Linked DNA regions of Homo sapiens: region 2 is linked to region 1. A link is a loop called in an ENCODE intact Hi-C map of the cell type or tissue named here. Cell type or tissue: ovary. All regions are shown on one strand. Each heading gives the region's core, and the rest is flanking DNA. Links, peaks and the distances in the headings are about the cores only. Region 1 overlaps CMIP (c-Maf inducing protein). Region 2 overlaps CMIP (c-Maf inducing protein).

Region 1 (10,012 bases), core at 3,435-7,434:
ACAAAAAATACAAAAATTATCTGGGCATGGTACTCGCTACTCGGGAGGCTGAGGCAGGAGAAGCATTTGAATCCAAAAGGCGGAGGCTGCAGTGAGCTGAGATTGTGCCACCACACTCCAGCCTGGGCGACAGAGCGAGACTGTCTCTAAAAAAGAAAGTTTTGGACTTTGGAGCATTTCAGGTTTCACGATTAGAGATGCTCGACCTGTGCCGCCATCTGTGAGTACTTGAACAAGGAAAGAGACGGCTGTGCCATAAACAAGGAATCACAGGAAAACTCAGAAGTGCCCGCCCTTCTTTCTTGCTAGTTTCGTGGTGTGTTCTGCTTTGCTTGTCTGTTTTGGTGGACACACAGTGGTGCCAATTCGTATTTCCTAAAAGAGCCACATTGGCTGCTTGTAAAGAGACCTCTCATTTGAACAGTGTTGGCAAGATCGATTGTTCTGGTTCTAGACAGAGCCCCATGGCTCCCACCACCTGGACAGGCTTAAGGCATATGGGGGTATCTAATGTGTTTACAGAAGCCAAGGCAAAAGAAAAGCTTGCGAGCTATGAATTTGCTTTTGCCCAATAAGCTGGCTCCCGAGGGCTGCGGGAGGCCGTGAAGCCAGGTCAGCATCTGAATGAACAACATGAGTCTCTACCGGTCCCCATGAGACGTCCTGACCTAGGTGAGGTTGGACCCAAGATACCTAGAATGCAGGCATGTGAAAGGATGTTTTTTGGATCTGAACACGCTTTTTTTCTTTAGTGGATATGAGTGGAGTTTGAGCAGCCTGTTTATGGTAGATTATTAACTATCAGTCATTTTTCAGCTTCGGGGAGAAGCCTGGCCTTGGTCTCTCCTTATGACTGCTGAGCTCTCTATGCCTCAGGCACTGTGTAAGAGCTTTGTTTTGCTCATGCCACCAATTTCTTTTGATTATGACAGGTTCTCTACTATCCCATTGACTGATCAGCTGCCTAAGACTGACGGGATGCAGTGACTAGCAGGCGCAGGGTAATAGGGGCTGCAGTGAGGATATGAACCCGTCTGTCCTTACTCTAAAGTCTATATTTCCTGCCACTGAGCTACAGTGCTCCACCACCCATCCAAGAAGCAGTTCCTTATTTTGGGCTGCCAAGGGCAGCTCGACACATCCATCCCTCGCCGCCACCCACGCACCTTTCCAGGAAGGCTTTGGCGACCACGGACATCATTTCCTTTGTCCCAGTCACAGGACAGCCCATGCATTCTACAGGGAGCCTTCTCTCCCCCAGGGCCATTTTCCACCCCTGGTAGAGCATGTCCACCAATAGCCACTGCATTAGAGGGAACACCTGACTCTCGAGCTAAGCGGCCACTTTACACGCAACTCAACAAAGGCCTGGGAGGGTGGGGACAGCCAGCTTTGCTTTGCTGGTGGACGGACAGTTCTTTCTCGGAACTGTTTTGCGTCCTTAGCAGCTCCCTCCACGATGCCCCTCTGCCTGCTCCCTCCAGATCCTTCCACCTTCTGGTTGGTCTGGTGATGCCTGGAACCTCTCCAGAGGAGGCCTTGCAAACAACTTGGGCAAACAGAACAGAGAAACAACCCAGCCCCAAAACAGGGCACGGAGGTCGAAGGCAGATGTTTGTTTTTCCAGCTACTAGCTCCAGACCCCTGGCTGAAGGTGCTTACGGGGTTCAGACCACAGACATCTCCTATGACAATGAAAATGTGGCCATGTATCAAAGGCCCTTGCAAGTTAGGCACAGTGCCAAGCACTTTATGCATATGAGAGGATCGCATCTTCAATTCTGTGAAATAGGTACTCGTCTCAGACCCAATTTACAGAAAACAACTGGGCACAGAAAGGCCTAGCAACTTGTCCAAGGCCACCCAGCTACTGAGGGCAGGACAAGGTCCTTCCGACCCTACAACACGGTTTCTCACTCTTCATCTCCATAGTTACATACTTGCCAGAAAGTCTCTACCAACCCGGGTTTATCTCACATCTATGTGCAGGGGCATAAGCTTCATCACTGGGCAGACCCGGGCGAGGGTCCTGGCCCAACACTTAATCTGACTGGCCCTGTGTAAGCTACTTAACCTCTCAGCACCCCTGGTTACTCCTCTATACATTTTAATACTTACCTTGCAGGGTCCTTGGGAGAAACTGGGGAGGTCTAAGGGCCATCAAACTGACCACTGCAGAGCATGCATGAGTGGATGCCGGGTCAGGCAGCCTGGGCTGGAGTCCCAGCTCTGTCCCTAAATGTCAGCTCTCTTCAGTAAAGTAGGGTGAGTAATGCTGACTCCTTGCCTGACACAGTAGCTTCAAAGCACATGGAAACTTCTTCCATTTTCCTACTTTAAATATCTTTATTCCTCCATCCTAGCACTTAAGGGTCAGCTGCCTTTGAGATTTTTACTTTAAAGCCCAAGAAGCACCCTCAGCCAGGTGTCTGGTCCTAGGTGTGGTGGCTCATGCCTATAATCCCAGCACTTTGGGAGGCCAAGGTGGGAGGATCACTTGAGCCCAGGAGTTTGAGACCAACCTGGGCAACACAGTGAGACCCCATTGTTAATAATAATAATAATAATAATAAAGCCCAAGGAGGGATGTGAAGGCCAACAGTCATGCGGTCACCTGAAGCACATCTGAGAGGGGAAAAAAAATCTTGCCCGAGGCCGGCAATGGGGCACGTCTGCTGCCCTCAGCACTGCCCTGATTTAATAAGGGTGTGGTGGTGGTTGAGCCTGGTGGCGCTGAAGTGGTGGCCAAGTTGGTCTCAAAAGCGCTTGGCAACTCTAAGGTGGAACTTCTAGCTCCATTACAAACTTGCCACGTGAGTTGGGCAGGTCACTCAGTATCACTGGGCCTCAATTTCCTCATCTGTGAAGTGAAGACAGAAAGGCCCATCTTTCAGAGAGAATGTGAGTTTTAAAAGAGAGGCTGTCTCACTTTGGGAGGCCAAGGCAGATGGACCATTTGAAGTCAGGAGTTCAAGACCAGCCTGGCCAACACGGTGAAACCTTGTCTCTACTAAAAATACAAAAATTAGCTGGGCATGGTGGCGCACGCCTGTAATCTCAGCTACTTGGGAGGCTGTGGCAGGAGAACGGCTTGAACCCAGGAGGCGGAGGTTGCAGTGAGCCGTCACGCCACTGCACTCCAGATTGGGTGGCACCTGGCACCTGCCTGGCTTACTACAGGTGAGCAGGGACCCCTTCTCCAGATGAGAAGTCTGCACCTGGAGCTGGACATCCAGCACCCAGGCTCAGAATTCCAGCCACTCTGTGATTCATTTCCCAGCCTGGGTTTTTACTCCTCTTGGAACGATGCTGGTCTCCCAACTGAGGACAACACCTCTGACCTCTGTCCCTCTGCCTGAGACTGTCACTGCCACCTACTTTCTACCTCCCACCTCGCCTCCTCCTGGAGTGAGGGACCTTCTCTACTCCACAGACACGGAGGGCCGGTGCCAGGCCCCGTCCCACGGGCAGCGGCCAGTGTGGGCCTGCAGAGAAAGGGGAGGGCTCCAGGCAGCCAGGCACTTGCATGGGAGCTTGACGGGGGAGACTCAGGACCGGGGGTATCACTGTCAGGGGAGGGGGACAGAAGCATCAGTCTGGTGGCTGTGCACAGTTTAAATCAGGAGTCATCAACTCCAGTGTTCCCAGAGGGCCAGGTGAGCAAATAAACGAGAGCAGTATTAATATTTGTAAAGCGCCTAGAATAGCACCTGAAACAGAAAACAGAAAGAAGCACATTTCCGAAGCGCCTTCTGCCTAACCAACAGCGGGACAGACTCGCTGATGAGTTTCATTGTTCACTGCCTGTCTCCCCTGCCGGGACACAAGCTCCAGGGGGGTAGGGGGCTTGTCTTTGCTTGAATTCCCAGATGGTGCCTGGCACAAAGCACACATTCAATATGCGAGGAGGCCAGCAAAGCAGATGGCACAGGAGGCCCAGCCGACGGGTGGCATCAGGTAGCACCAGCTGCAAACCGCGGCTGGATTTTCTGATTGTTTTTAAAGAGAACCTGGAAATTCCCACTGTACTGTGAAATCTCCTGATTTTTAAAATGGTGTTTAAATTAAACAGAGCACATCTACAGGCTTTGTGGGGTGACGAGGGCAGAAAGCTGAATCCCCCTGGACCCCTGGAGCTCATGTGGGCCACTGCTAGGGGAAGACAGAGATGGGGATGGGACTACTGGCTCTCACTGCACGGGGCAACACCTCCTCTTCGGTGCCTACAATCCCCAGACAGCACAGCTGCAAGCAGCTGGGGCAAGCCTCCCTCTCCCAACTCCCACACACGGCTGGGTGGGCAACTGCTCACCTCCTTCGGCAGCAGGGCAACAACACAGCCCACACGGAGCTCTGCCTGCGCCTGCTGCTTGGCATGGAGCCGGTGATCGGTGGAGGGAAAGGCAAACAATGTAAAGGGGTCCAGGGGAGGGGTTTTACCTCTGAGAGCAGTTTCGAGACGATTTCCAGTGGGGCCTGGTTGATGGAGTCATCCTGCAGGGGGGATGTCAGGGCCATGTCCACCAGGGTCCGGATCTCTTTCAAGACAACTTCCCAGCGGCTTGGGTTACTCAGCACTTTCTTATATTTGTAAATCTTTTTCTGGTTGAAAGAGATAAAGAGACAGCAACATGTTACTCACGTAAGGAAGGCAGAAGATGGAAGACAATCAAAGAATCAGATGGGTTAGGGTGTAAAGGGCCCTGAGAAACTGACAACTTGGCCCAGTCCCCGTTTATAAGGAAACTGACACCCCGAGAGAGGAAGGGTCTCATCCAAAGTCACGGGGTGCATTTGCAGCCAGGCCTCCTGACACTAGACTCATTTCCCACACAGGCTCACTTCACCCTGATGATAATCCTTGATAGATTACCTTTTTCTTTTTTCCTGTTTTTTTGTTTTTGTTTTTGCTAAAAGGATGAAGAAACCGAGGTACACAAGAGGTTAGAAAATCTGCCCAGGGCTCTAGAGTTGGCAGAGCTGAGACAGAAACATGTGCTCGGGCTCTCAAGCCAGTGCCCTCACCACCATACTATACTGTCTCCACACAGTTTCCAATGACTTCAAAAAGAAAAGGGGGAGACTTCTCTTTTAGATCGTATCTTCTGCCAAACTCACTTCCCAAGGATTCAAGCGCAGTAAGAGTGGGAATGGTCAGTCCACAAAGGGGCTTTCTCTGAGTTGAAGGCACTGTTTCCGCCTATGTCAATCCCAAGAGGTCGCTTGAAGACAGGTAGTCAGCTAGGGAACATGACAGACAGGATTAAGGCCAGGAATTAGACTCCGGCCAGGTAGGGACTAAACCTGGAATGCTCCCCCGGGAAATCCAGCGCTGCCCTCCGCATCCACCTGGTGAGGAAGACAAGAGTGCTCTCACCTTTGCTTGGGCGCTGTGTCGAAGCCAGAGAGCGGTTGGGACAGGGGCTGCTGCCTCCCTGGATTTGAGGCAGAGTTAGTTCCGCCTCTCTGACATCATGGAAACGGAGGCCCTCGGAAGGCGGAGGTCTGGGCCAAGCACTCCCTCCACCCCCGCCCGGGCTCCCGCCTTTGCAGCTGCCTGCCCCATGCACCCGGCCTGCTTGAGAGACTTTCTAACTGGATGAACTCCTTCATTAAGTGCTCTGCTCCTTAGGGAGAGCCTAATTTTAGTGTTACCATGCCAGCAGCCAGCTGGGGTGACATGTCACAATCTCTGAGCCAAAGTCAGAAAGAGGAGGGGGGAGAGGAGGGTCCCTTGCTGAACTGCTAAGGCTCAAACAGAAACTTAGAAGCTGCCAGAGCCTCCCTGACCGCTGAGTTTCTGAGCTAGGAATTATCAAGTGGTCAAGGGACCCACCGCTATCAAGGAAGTATCTGAGGGACACATTCCATGCCAAGTGGAACGGTTACTTCTGTCGGTGAGGCACACTGGTGGGACGGGAGGTGGACCTGAGTCGGAAAGATCTGGTTCTTCCTAGAAAACTTTCACCTTCTGAGCCTTAGGGTCCTGTTCTGTAAGTCAGGATGGAAAATACCGGCACCTCTTTCAATCTGTAACCCTGACCCATCCTGGACCCATGTGGTCCACTCTATGGAGCCGCATTCAAAAGTCAAGTCCAGATAAATCAGCCAAGAGTCACAAAAAGGAACGCTGAGACTGAATCTGTCTCTTGAAAAACTGAAGGAGATGAAACGTAAAACCTAGGCCAATACGGCATCCCATCTTCCTCCTCTCCATTATTTTCCCGCACCCCATGATTTTCTGGGGCCTCTGATATACTCATTGCCACTGGTGTCGCCCCCATGAACTCACACCAAAGACGGTTTTCATTCCCCCCGCCCATCACCCCAAGTCTTTCCCGTCATCTCTCCCTTCTCCTCTCTCTGCTCCTTCTTTCTCCTTCTCTCTAGTTCTTTCATCTACCCACCTGCCCACCTTTCTTTCCTCCTTCCAGCACCTGGTCTTACTATTCTTTGCCCATTCACCCATTGCACATCAAGAATTAGAAAGAGATCAGCTCTTCTCATAGGCCCAGCAGAGCAGAGGAGGCCAGGGCAGCCCAGCATTCCCCAGGGAGCGGGAGGGGAAAGACCAGGAACATTCACTTGCCAGCCATTGGAGACCCTACGAGGACAGGAAGAAACGCGTGACAAGTTGTCGGGGGTGAGTGTACAGTGAAGAGTAAACATGCAGTTGATGTTGACGATGGTGACAGTGACTACTGGCTGAACTTCATTAACGATGAGACGCACCCAGTCCACTGAGGCGTCTCTGGAACCATAACCAGCCTCCTTCCTAGTTACTGTCAACCAAAGCCGCCCTGTCCTAGTGCTGTGAGCAGGACACGCTGCCTGAATAGCACGATGAAATATCTGTGCAAAACCCAACATGTCTGAAGCAAGAACCCTACCCGCTCCAGAGGATGAATGCTCCTTTGAGCCTCAGAGTCTGTGGTTTTAGTTTGTACCCAGAGAATTGTTTAATTTTTAAAAGACCATGAAATGATCTCACAAAATCCACCCTATATCAAGCCCCAAAGCAAACCACAGCGATCCACACCCGTGTCTTACATTTGCATGGAGTCTGGGCTCTAAGTGGACTCTTCTGATCAGCTGCACATTATTTACTTTTGAAAGATTAATGACTTCATTCTTTTGCGAAAGATGATGCATGCTCATTGCAAAAAATCTAAACTGTACTGAAAAGCACAAAGAAGAGGATAAGTTTTAAAAGGCCTCAAAAATCCCACAACCCAGAAATAGCCACCATTAATATTTGGTGAACATCATTCCAGCGAAGTCTCATTTAAACTTGCAAAATACAACCAGCCCTGAGGTGGGTGGCCATGAGTACAATCTCCTGTTCTCCACACACAGATGCCACTCAAGATGCAGAGGCAACCAGTCTGAGGCATAGCAGGGCCCAGTGGGCAACGCTGGCACCAACGCAGTTTCAGACACGAGCCCTCGGGGTCGGTACACCCAGCCTCAGCTCATCCACAGCTCCCCTCCTTGGAGCGGGGAGGACAACAGCTTTCCCGGGAGGGCCCAAGCCCTTGCCTCACAGGCATCCATGGGAGAGTCTGCAGAGGCTGTATTCAGAGCCAGAAGATCCCAGGGCTTGTACCAAGGGCTAAAATTTCATGAGGACATACCATGTGCCAGCACAGTGCTAGCTCTTATGAGCTTTATCCCACTCAATCCTCACAGTATCCCATGAGTTGGGGGCTTGTCATAGGGAGGACCCTGAGACAAGGGACTGAGTGCAAATGGCTTACTGATCTGAGAGGGAACAGCAGGAAATACTGGTGGGGAGAGTGGGGAAGTGAGACGGGCAAGAGAAGACAGTCAATAAACAGGGCACTGTCAAGCACATGATATAGGCAATGAGGGCTCACTCCTGCTGGGGGCTCTAGGGGACAGTGCAGATCACACTCAGAGTTGACGTTCCTAAAGAGTGAGGGAGCTGGCCATTTGTCCATTAGCTCCCTAAACTCTTCAGGGCTTTTTTTTTTTTTTTTTTTTTTTTTTTTTTTTTTTTCTGAGACAGAGTCTTGCTCTGTCACTCAAGCTGGAGTGTAGTGGTGAGATCTCAGCTCACTATAATCTCCACCTCCCAGGTTCAAGTGATTCTCCTGCCTCAGCCTCCCAAGAAGCTGGGATTACAGGTGTGCACCACCATGCCCAGCTAATTTTTGTATTTTTAGTAGAGATGGGCTTCACCATGTTGGCCAGGCTGGTCTTGAACTCCTGATCTCACGTGATCCACCCGCCTCGGCCTCCCAAAGTGCTGGGATTACAGGCGGCAGCCACTGCGCCTGGCCAACTCTTCAGGGCTTCTGACTGCCGTGTGCCCAGGCCAAAGTGATCCCACAGCCAGAAAAAAGCATGCGCTCTGCAGGGTCACAGGTGTTCATGGTGCACAGCTGGCAGCCCTCACGCGATGCTGAGGGGGTGGCCAGCTGCAGCTTCTGCCAGAGGATTGTTGGTGTTCTCTGTGCACAGAAGCCTATCATGGCCCCGAGAGGTCAAGAGACTTGCCCAGAGTCAAGCAGCTAGAAAGGGACAATTCAGGAATGAAAACTGGCTCTGGCCACTGCAAAGCTCTTTCCATCACATCAGTGAGGGCCACGATGGTCGGGTGAAGAGGATATCAGATTTGCCAAGAGATCCTGAAGAAGTGTCAAGAATGCTTGGTGACACAAGGACAAGATCCAGAAACAAGATCCACAAGGCTCTGAGAGTGGAGGCCAGGTAACCAGAAGGCGGTGGAAGCAGCAGGGGGAGGGTGGGCTACGGCTCTGCGGGTGCGGGGGGAGGGTGGGCTACGGCTCTGCGGGTGTGGGGGGAGGGTGGGCTACGGCTCTGCGGGTGCGGGGGGAGGGTGGGCTACGGCTCTGCGGGTGCGGGGGGAGGGTGGGCTACGGCGTTGTGGGTGCGGGCTGCAGGCAGGCCCCTGTTCCCAGAAGAGGCTCTGAGCCCCAGGTCAGGGTGGCCACAGGGATGAGGGAGGCCTGTCCAGGATCAACAGGGCCCTGTCCCTCCTCCCTAGGTGACAAATTAGCATGCCTCATCCCAGGAACTCTGATGAGCTCATCAGGTGATGAATCATGGTGGAGCTGGGATAGGGACGCCTCCGGAATCCCTGCTCCAGGCTCCCTGGAGGCTGGCCCTCAGCTTTGCAATATGGTCTTCCTGCTGAGTGCGCTTTGCCAGGTGGGGTGGGTGGCCTGGTGGTTTGTCTAGCATGGACCCCACAGGCCACTGGATTCTTCTGAAGTGGGGAGTACACAGGGGCCTTGGAACTGTTCTGTGGCTGGGCACACGACCTGGTGTTTTCACAGAAAGGGGCTGACTTAGAGCAGGGTTGGTGAACTATAGCATGCGGTGAAACCCAGCCCCCTGCCTGTTTTTGTTCGATGAGACCAAGAATGGTCTCACAAACTGTAGGAGTTGTGACGGAAAATAAACACAGAATATGCAACAGAAATCCAATGTGGCCCACAAAGCCCCAAATATTTGCTATCTGGCCCTTTGTAGAAAACAGTTTGCCAAGGTCTGGCTTTAAAAGTCAAATTCCAGCCTAGGAGTAAGCATGCAAAGAAGATGCTCAACGTCATTAGCCCTCGGGAAAACGCAAGCTAAAACCATAAAGAGATACGACTTCGTCCTACGAGGATGGCTGTAATAGAAAATGACAGACAACGCCAAGTGTTGGCAAAGGTGTGGAGAAACTGGGAATCTTGTGTGTTGCTGGTGGGAAGGTAAACTGGTACAGCCACCTTGGAAAATTGTTTGAAAGTTTCTTAAAACATTATACATAAATTTATCATATGACCCAGCAATTCTGTTCCTAGAAATCTACCCAAGAGAAAGAGAAACAAACTCCAAAGACATGCCCAAGAATGTCCATAGCAGCATTCTTCACAGAAACAACTTAAATTCATCAACTGATGAATGGATAAACAAGATGTGGTATAGCCATTCAACCAAACAGTATTTGGCAATAAAAAGGATTGAATTACCCACATGC
Region 2 (10,012 bases), core at 3,307-7,306, 190 kb after region 1:
ATAAATGCCATTTTTGAGGGTGGCGCATTCAAATCCTCTCATCTTCTCACAGGAGGCCTTTACGGGGTAAAGAGAAACTGAGGGGAGCCTCACAGAGGGGGAGAGGCACCGCTGCTGGGGGCACTGCTATAGAGGCTGCTCTATGTTAAGCCCCTGCCTCACTAGGCAGGCTTTGTCCCACCTTCCCAACGGGGCAGAAGGTTGTCAAGCGCCTCATCTGGGATGGGAACACCAGGCTGGGGCACTCAGACTGGTTGCGGGATGTGCCCAGGTCCCAGAGTGAGTGTTAGGGACCGGTGACAAACATGGGTCCACGTCCAGCCCAAGGGCGTGGGCCCACATCACACAACCTCGCCTAAGCCCCTTGCCTGGTGGGATGGAAACTCGCTCAACTAAAAAAAACTTCTAGAGCCCAAGAAGATCCTTGTTCCTGCCCAGCGAGGATGGACAGCTTCAAAGGGCAGTTTGGGGGTTTCTGTTTATTTTCCTGTATGTTCTGGTCACCTCAATCATCTAACCAGAAGAACTGGCCCAAAATTAGGCACAAGAAAAAAGGAAAAAGTCTAGCCCTGCCACATAACTCCTGGAACTGGTTGCAGAAACTGAACTTTGGCTTTCTAAACTTGGTGAAGGAACAACAGCCTCTTTCAAGCAAGGCCCTTTTGTTCCTAGTTCCCAGGGAGGAGGCAGAATCTTTGGCTGAACAAATTCGGTTCAGCCCAAGTCTCCCAGGGAAACGGCGCTGTGCTAAGCCCCCCATGGTCAATGCATTAACTTGCTCCTATCCCAGGCAGATCACCAATCAATTGGATGGCATTGGTTTTGTAATTTCAAAAGCATGTAGCCATCAGATTCATTATGCAATCATGGCCCGTTCGTAAGTAATACCAATAAGAAGTGCTTCCTGAGCAATGTCTCAGTTATGCCTCATGATAACCCTGTGATGTAGACACACCCCCATCTTTCGTTACACAGACAAGGAAACTGAGGCTCGCCAAGCTCAAAACCATTGCCAAGATCATCACTAGTAAGTGGCAGAGCTAAGATTCAAACACAGCAACTGCACATCCCTGGCCTCCAATCAACCAAGAAACAGCCAAATGAAGTAATTTTTTTAAAAAGGGAAAGAGGCCAGGCCTAGTGGCTCATGCCTGTAATCCCAACACTTTGGGAGGCCAAGGCAGGAGGATCACTTGATCGCAGGAGTTCAAGACCAGCCTGGACAAGATGGCAAAACCCCATCTCTACAAAAAATTTAAAAATTAGCTGGATGTGGTGGCACACACCCGCAGGCCCAGCTACTCGAGAGGCTGAGGTGGGAGGATCACTTGAGCCCAGGAAGCTGAGGCTGCAGCAAGCTGTGATTGTGCCACTGAACTCTAGCCTAGGTGACAGGGCGAGACCCTACCTCAAAAAAATAAGACAAAATAAAAAGTAAAAAAAAAACAAATGAAAACAAGAGAGAAGAAAAGAAAAAGGAAAGGACAAGGATGTATTTTTCATCATCGACTTCTTGCCACCTGAAATTACCAGCTTCTTCTCTGCAAGGGTTGTCTCCCCGACTGGAACGAAGGTGTTCTAGTGGGGCTGTGTTTGGTTCACCCCACAGCCCAGCCCTCAGCCGGGCACCTGACACCCAGAAGACCCTGAGCGAAGGTCTGGAGCGAGGGAACTCACAGGGCCCTGCTGTCTGAGCCAGGGCCACAGGCACAACCCCTGCCTTTCCCACAGGTGACAGCAAGGACAGCTCACCGTGCTGGGTCACTCTGCCCAGTCACCACCACAGGCGAAATGGTCGAGCCAGAGAGGCCCTCTCACGGTTCAGCTGAGCCAGGCCCAAGGTCAGCTCGCTGGGGAATTTCTCTCATTCGTTCATTCAATCGATCATTTCTTATTAGCTCATTCAACAAATACTTATTGAGCACTAACCACAACCAGGCATTGTGCGAGGCAGCCTTCTTGGGACAGTGAGTGTTAGGGACTGGTAACAAACGTACGGGGTCCAGTCTGGGGACAGAGAACAGGAAAAGGAAGCAAGCACAGCAGGACACAGCGTCAGACACGGGGTGCATCCTGCCCCTATCAAGGACGCAACCTGGTGGTAGTGAAAGTCCAGCTGGCATCCCCTCCCTCCACAGCAGGGCCTCAGGCCTGGTTTATATATGTTTCTAAATGAAGATCCAGCCCACAACACCAAAGACTGTCCAGGTACAGCATCATCAAGTATGGATGGAAAAAACGGCACATGCAAATGAACACCCTACAAAAATGTTAATTATCATCTCTGGCTGTCGGCATTCTAGGTGGATTTGGTTTTCTTCTGTTTATTTGCGTTATCTAACTGTGCTACAACAAACCCGAGTTCTTTATGTAATGGGTAAGGGGGGTGAACATCTTTAAAAAATAAATGTCCGCTCGTAGATGTATATCCAAAAGAACCAAAAGCAGGGGCGATAATAAATACTTGCACCAATGTTCACAGGAGCGTTACCCACAACAGCCAACAAGGGAACAACTCAAGTGTCTGTCGACCGAAGAATGGATAAATCAAATGTGGTCTATCCAGTCAATGGAACATTATTTGGCCTTAAAAAGGAAGGAAATTCTGGCATGTGCTAAACATGGGGGGAACGTAAAAACCTCACACTAAGTGACATAAGCCAGACACAGAAGGACAAATACCGTATGATTCCACTTAGCTCAGGTACTTCAATAGGCAAACTCATAGAGACAGCAAGTAGAACAGCAGTGACCAGGGGCTGGGACGAGGAGAGAATGGGTACAGAGTTTGTGCTGGGGATGATGAAAAAGTTCTGGGTGTAGACAGTGGTGACTGTGAATGTATTTAATGCCACTGAATTGTACACTTACAAATGGATAAAATGATAAGTATTGTGTTATGCATATTTTACCACAATAAAAAAATTTTTTTAAAACCTCAGAACTTCAGCTGCCAAAACGAATGAATGAATGAATGAATGAATGAATGAATGAGACCTTCACTCTTCCCTGATCAAGATTTTCCTGGTTGCATCATCAAATAGACAAAGTGAGAAAACAGCATGCTGTACCGGGGTAGGGACAGCGACTGGGGCAGTCTCTCTACCTGGGCCTCAGTTTCGCCAACTGTGAAATCAAGGCATCTGCCCCATCGGACCAGATGTGGAGCCTGTGACCAGATGTCATCTTTCCTCTCTTCAGTCTCACAGCTAATTCTAGGAAGGTGCTGGCACTAGGAAGAGCTCTGGCTTAGCCAGCCACCTCTCACTGTGCCCACGCCACTTCCCCTGGGAGACTCCTTTTCTCACCTGTGAAATGCGGAGACTAATGACAAAGCTACTGTCTCTACCCCTGCTTCCCTTACACACTGGCTGCGGCTCCCTCAGAAGATCACAAAGGTGAGGTGGATGGAGCCCTAGCTTCTTCCCTGAGCTGGCTGCCTGGAAAAAGCCACCCCGGCCAGGTAACTCAAGGGACTAGGAAAATCCTGGCTGCACTCAAGCTTGGCAAGGAGGCTGAGGGGCAGGAGAAATGAAGGAGAACTCTCCAAGGCCTGCCTTGTTGTCCAACCAACACCTACTTCATTTTTCCTTAGGTGGAACCATACAAGAGTGGGCACATAAAGGACACCTGGGAAGTCCCCTGAGGTCTCAGGAAAAGCAGTGGAGCCTAGGAAAAGACACACGAGCTCGAGTCGGCCTGACCTGGGTTTGCATCGCAGCTCCACAACCCACAGCCATGTGACCCTGGAGGCCAAGGGCCTGGGGTACCTGTCCCCTCTCTTGTAACACGGGGACACTGCCCACCCAGGGGGCTGAATAAGTGCCTGGCACATCATAGGTGCCTGAGAAATGGCAGGTTCCATTATTTCACCCGGTCCAGCCCTGGCAATCGGTACCCAGCTGGGCAGAGAGCCGGCTTGAATCGTCCTACAAAATCCTCAGGGAGGAGAGAGGACTCCATGCGCACAGCACGCTCATAAAAACAAATCTGAGAATAAAAACCACAACCGCCGTCCCGCCAAACGTAGTGGGAGTAATGAAGCAAACAAAAGGGAAAGTTCAACTCCTTTTTTTGGCTTTAGAACATGCAAATGCAAAATTCAGTGGCAAAGGAATTATCCCAGAAAAATTCCATGTCTAAATCTGAAATGGCCCCAAGGAACTCTGTCCCTCTCTAGTCATTTAAGTGACGTTTTGCTCTAGGGTGTGGCTAAAGATCGGGGCCAGCCAACCTGGGGAGAAACAAAGACAATGAGGAAACTTGTTTATTGGGGTCCTTAAAATGTTAACAACCAAGGAAAACCCTCAGCTTCTCTTAGTGGTGCTTGCTTACCATTGCTGAAGGTGAAGTCCTTGGTATCCAGAAGGAAGGAGCCCATTAGACCTGCACTCATCGTCCACTGCTCCATTCACATCAGCTGAATTTGCCAGGTAGCCTCCATGATAGAGACTCAGTAAAGGATCCATACTTCCCAAATTCCAGGCGTTCAAATGCCAAGACTGCCTTTGCCTCTGTGGATACTCCCTGGGCATATTTTCTCATGCTTAGTATTCTTTAATCGTTGGTCATCAAGGGTTTGTGGTCACTCTGTCCCTCTGCTTTACAGGTCAGGGAGGTGAGGCAGCCCAAGGTCACACTGAGAGCCAGGGCAAAGCTGAGCAGTGAGCCACCATCTGCCTGATTCCAGCAGAACAGCCCTCGGACTCAATCACAACGCAGCTCCAGTGATGCACTACACCTTATCAGAGAGTGAAGAACTGCTCTAAATCTTAAAACAAACATTTTAGGGGCAAGAAGTGCCAACCTTGAAACTCCAGACTGGGATAAAAGAAAAAATATTTCACCATAACCAAGAAGACTAAACACAGCTCAAGCAAGTACAGAAAACGCTGCAGGGACCAGCCCCACACTTACCTGGCCAAAGGAGCAAAACTCTGAATAAAAACCTTGATCTTTCTACTTAATGAAACATTTTTTTTTTTATCACTTACATGTTTATTTCTGTGCAAAGCTCCATTTCCTGCTGGGGAAGCGTCACTGACCCCCTAGCCTGGTTTATTGCCCTAGAGAGGGAGGTGTCCATGAATCCCTAAGAATGCCTATATTATGGATGCTAAAAAACACATAGTTGCTAAGTTTTATAAGCCCTGCTCTGTCTTACCATTTTGCCAGCCCAAGGATCCATAGCTTTCAGCACATTTTCAAAGGGAGTATGTCATTCCCAAATCTAGACCCAGTACCCCAGAACATCCATTCAGCAGGGAATAGTCTGTCATTTTGATTTTTGGTGACTGTGACAAAGGACTCACTGACCATCCACCCAGACACAAGAATGGAAATGAGACCAGGAATGAAAGAAAAAATAAATCACTTCCCAAAGCAAGTCATGGGATGCAGAAATGGACCAAAATTTAAGTGGATATGACAGAAGAGAAGTAAAAGATAATGATGACAACACAGTTCCATGGGTTTCCGAGAAGGAAAGAGGAAGAAAACTAGCCTCATCTTTATGAGGGCAGCCAGCTCCATGAGAACTGCCTATGCAGCTCACCGCAACACGCAATGCCTAGAACGGTGCCCAGCACATACTGCTGAATGTTGGATAAATATACCATGTCATTTACTCTCACAATCCTGGGATGTAGGGATGGGAATTTCAGTTTCCAAGATGAGGGTCAGAGAACTCATGTGATCTACCCAGAGTTACAAGCAACAAGAGGCATTGCTGGGATGTGAACCCAGATCCAGGCACTGCTTTGCAAACCCAGGTGCTTTCCTCTATACCACACTTTGTTTAACCCAAAATCATCTCTTAAGAGCGAACACCCTGGTGTGGAGAAGGCTTCAAAAAAATCCCACTGGCTCCCTTGAGGGTCATTTAACGACTCTGGGCCTTAAGTTCCTAATCTATGCAGTGAAAGAAGCTGGGCTACATCAAGAATGGCAAATAGGGTCCCCGTTGCATGCCAACAACAATTGATTATTAGTGGCTGTCTCTGAGCTCACTGGGAAGACTAATTACGCTAGGGTTGATTAGCAATGTCTACCACGGTCAAGGCAATGAGGAGTGGCAGCACATGTGTCACTTATTTGCCATCCCAGAACTAGATGAACTTCAAGTTCTCTTCCAACTATGGCTGGCTCTGATTCTAATTATAAAAACAAAAAAAGGGGGAAGGGGCAAATGGAGAAGGAAAAATAGGCTAACATTTTCCAACATGGGCCATGGCTGAATTCAGTCAAATCAAGGCTGTCTGCCCAGCCAGCCCCTCATGCTCCATGCACACAGCCCTGCCACATGGGAGGAAGTGGAAAACATCAGATCCACTGCCCACATACTCAACAAGACACCCAATCCAAGCCAGAAGCTGCAGAACAATGGGTTTTGCCTGGCTTGGCCTTAGTTGTAAAACACCTCACCAGGAAGCGTGGTAACCTCGCATCTGGGCTCAAACCTGGGCGGGACCTCTTGCCCATCCTGAGCCTTCACAGATTACTCCAACTCTCTAAGCCTCAGTTTCCTTCATCATTGAAAAACTTCACAGGATTGTCATAACGATCACATACAACAGGGCATCAAAGTTCTTCACAACAAGGCCACAGTGGGTAGGCAAAGAAATGGCCACTACCATCATCACCGTCATCATCACCACCACCATTTTGCTTTGCAGGGGGCAAATTTTCAGAAAAGAGTCCAAGTGCAAGAGATTCTTTTGTTTCTCCCACGTTCAGCATGATGCCCATTTGGTTGCTCTGAACTCTAAAGGGAAGAGGCTCTGAACACCACTCCATCTCCTCAAGCTCCTGGTGCATCAGCCAGGGTCCTGGGAGGAAACAGATGGCAGAGGAAATTTTCACAAAAGGACAATATATTAAGGCATGGGCAGCGTACAGGGGAAGCACAAAAGATGGTTTTTCTACCTAGGGTGACCAGCCGTCCAAGTGTGCCCAGGACTGAGGGGCTTCCTGGGCCACAGGACTTTCACTGCAAAAACCTGGGACAGTCCTGGGCAAACCAGGACAGCAGTCACTTCATTTCTCCCCCATGTATTTCTATCCCTGGGCCTGACACTGCAGGGGAAGGAGCAGTTACAGAAAAACCTGGGTAGAGGGAGTGACATGACTGCAGGAGTGGCTGAGGGACGCCACCCACCCATGGCAACCGCTGGCAACCCGAAGGAAAAGGGAGGAGGGAATAAATAGCCCACTCACCCTCCTCCCATCCTCCATCTCCCCCAGGCTCTCCACTGGCCAGACCCACCCAGAAGGCAGGGGAGCAGAAAAGAATGGAGGGTGGGGTTTCCAAGGCAAAGGCTGGAAAGAATAGAACATGGGCCCAGAGGCAAAGAAAAACACACAGGCCCTGTGTTGACTCTGGGGTGGCCAGGGGAGCCAAACCTCACCTCTCAGAGCCTCCATGGTGAGGCCTTGTGGGGACTCAGTGCCCCTAGCCCTCACACAACAGGAAGGAAAGGAACTTCCCTTCCCCACTGGAGGGGACACTGGGATGTGGCCAAAGTCCCCTTGGTCCATGGGTTTGGTTTGTGGCATTCAAAGGTGAGCCCAGCAGGGCTCGGAGGAAGAAGACCCCTTCAGCTGGCATCTGACAAGGCCACCTCCTAAGAGTGGGAAAGGCTAAGACAATTCCCCAAAGAAGCAGCAGCCTCCTGGGCTTGGTCTAAAGCAGGTGCTCTGTCACTGCAGACCCGAGTGGGGGATCAAAGGCAGGGCCTGCTTGGGGTGGAAGTCTATAAAATCCAGAGAGCACACCCCTGGAATTGCTACGCAGTTTACCCCACGGGTGTGCTCAGACCGGAGGCCACCAGTCAGAGGCAGTGCATGCGTCAGGGGCAATATCGTTTAGAAAATAAAAGCGACTTTCAATTCTGTTTTTAAATCATATTTTCCGAGATCAAAATCTTATTTCCCAAGCACTGCTGCTGAAAGCTGAGGTGAAAACCACCAATAATATCTTAATCCTCCCAACGGCGGGTTTCCATCTTGCTTGGGTTGGGAGCTTGGTGGCTGGGGTTAGGACAGGGGCTGAGAGCCCATTCCAAATAATGGTGCCTGAGGTCACGGAGCGAGGTCACGGAGCAGGGTCACGGCACGGGGTCACAGCGCAGGGTCACAGCACAGGGCCACGGGCACACCCAAGAAGAGCTTCCCTTGACTCCAAGGTCACCAGAAGGTTTCCAAGAAAACTGTGAGACTTTCCTGTCCCTTCACAGCCTGGATGCCAAGGTCCCCCACCATGCAACAGACAAAGGCCTTTATTGACATCGGGTATTCCTGGAAAAACGGACCCAAACCCTGCCTTCAAGCTCACAGTCCTGCAGGAAGCAGGAAGGTATACAGGTGGCAAACCCAACACAAGAGAAGCGGTAGCCACAGTAATGACAGTGATGGTGACGGTGACGGTGACAGTGATGGTGATGGTGATGGTGATGGTGATGGTGACAGTGATGGTGACGGTGACGGTGATGGTGACAGTGATGGTGACAGCGGAGATGACAGTAATGGTAGGGGTCATGATGATGATGATGATGGTAGCAAACATCTGTTGAGCACATGCCACGTGTCCACACTCTACTAAGTACTTTCCATGTATTCTCTCCTTTATTCTCAGAATTCCATGTATTCTCCCCTTTATCCTAGGGAGTGGCTACTCTTATATCCCCAGCTTTCAGATGAGGAAACTGAGAGCTGGATCACACCACTGGTTAAATGGCCTCATATGAAATGTCTGGATCAAAAAGCCTGGCCAGCCCTCCTAATCAACCTGCCCGATCACTGTCCTGTTTTAGGGAAGGACTGACCTGGGCAGGCAGGGGATTTAACGCCTCCACCTCCCTGCAAGACGTAATGGGGAAACAGTGTGCGGGTTTCAAAGTGGAGGCAGGGGGTTTCCTCCTTCCTGATCCCCTTCAAGCAAAGCTTCCCAGAATGGCTGAGCAGGGAGGGCCCTACGCAGGAGCACCCAGTGGAGGCCAGTGGGACTGAGATCAGCCGGGATCCCCTCCTCTAGTCATGCCCCCAGCCAGGGCTGTGCTGGCCCAGAGAGGGTGCCCTGCTTACCACTGGGGGCAACAGAAGAACCCCAGACTGTTCGTCTTTGCAGTGCTCCCTGACCCCTACCCCCCTTCACCAAGCCTGCGGGTAGAACCTGCATGCCAACTCCAGAACCTTGCTTTTTAATAGCCTTCCAGGTGATGGGGTTCAGCTATAAAAAGGAGAGGGACCCACTGCCCAGCCGTGGATGGGTCTGGGGTCAAACAGATGAAGGCCTCTTTAGAAGAGGTGAGAAGCCAGGGTCCCTATCCCCTCTCCTCCCCACTTCCTCATCTCCCCCAAAAACCTGCTTCAATTCAGACAGGGCACAAGAAGCAGGTTTTGAAGTCATTTTTCCTTACGCCAAAACTTTCTAATGCTAATTTCTCCCCCTCTCTCTTATTGGCATGATGTAATTCCCCTTTTCAACAACCCAGATCTCTGAAGTCCTGAGTCATCAGGGCGAAGGCAGGGACAGCGAGGGGGAGGTCAGTCGGGAGGGATCAAAGGTAGGGGGGAGCTTGCCAACGCCCAGGCCAGCTGGGATTTCCTTCTGGGGGCCTGGGGTGCCGTGGCCCACCGGCTCTTGGCCCCACACCATGCCAGACATGGGGACAGGGCTCCTAAGGCCCCCACATTGTTTTTCAGACCTCCTGTGGGCCAGTTCTGAAGAGACGAGGTGACTGTGGGACGGTGCAGGAGTTCCCAGCTCTGTCACATGCCAGCCCGGGCAGCCCCTGCCTGCTCCAGAAAATGGGACCTCACGAGGTAGGTGTGATGATTAAATGAATGAACACAGCAGTTCTCAACCAGGGGTAATGTGGCCCCCCGGGGACATGTGGCAGAGCCTGCTTGTTACGTATCACGGGTTGTTACAACTGTGGGGAGCAGTGGGCCAGCACCTGGCAGGTGGAGGCCAACCTAGAATAAAAGCTCCTCCTGCTCCCTGTGTACCTAT

Evidence for each region. Peaks named below come from ENCODE experiments on the same cell type or tissue, not always from the same donor. Only the 100,000 strongest peaks of a DNase experiment are listed, where the experiment ranks them.
Region 2: a loop joins it to region 1, with 5 times the contacts of the local background. A loop is called at or near these places in 1 of 110 quality-filtered maps.

The regions. Positions count from the first base shown.
Region 1 is chr16:81,646,793-81,656,804 of GRCh38, reverse strand. CMIP (c-Maf inducing protein) reads right to left here. Exons shown (of 21, transcript NM_198390.3): 4 at 4,441-4,602. LOC105371362 (a long non-coding RNA gene) reads left to right here and starts at 8,648. Exons shown (of 4, transcript XR_007065138.1): 1 at 8,648-8,733. RefSeq lists enhancers at 2,650-3,375, 3,376-4,100, 4,210-4,269. In ovary, for the core only: a CTCF peak has its summit at 5,400; DNase peaks (open chromatin) are centred at 4,291 and 5,514; H3K4me3 peaks cover 2,037 bases; H3K27ac peaks cover 2,821 bases.
Region 2 is chr16:81,457,478-81,467,489 of GRCh38, reverse strand. The region is part of intron 1 of CMIP (c-Maf inducing protein); the gene reads right to left. Among named protein-coding and RNA genes, the nearest start is that of CMIP, 18 kb to the right of the region's middle. RefSeq lists enhancers at 3,179-3,718, 9,392-9,686, 9,057-9,742, 9,743-10,012. In ovary, for the core only: no CTCF peak of the experiment used is centred there; no DNase peak of the experiment used is centred there.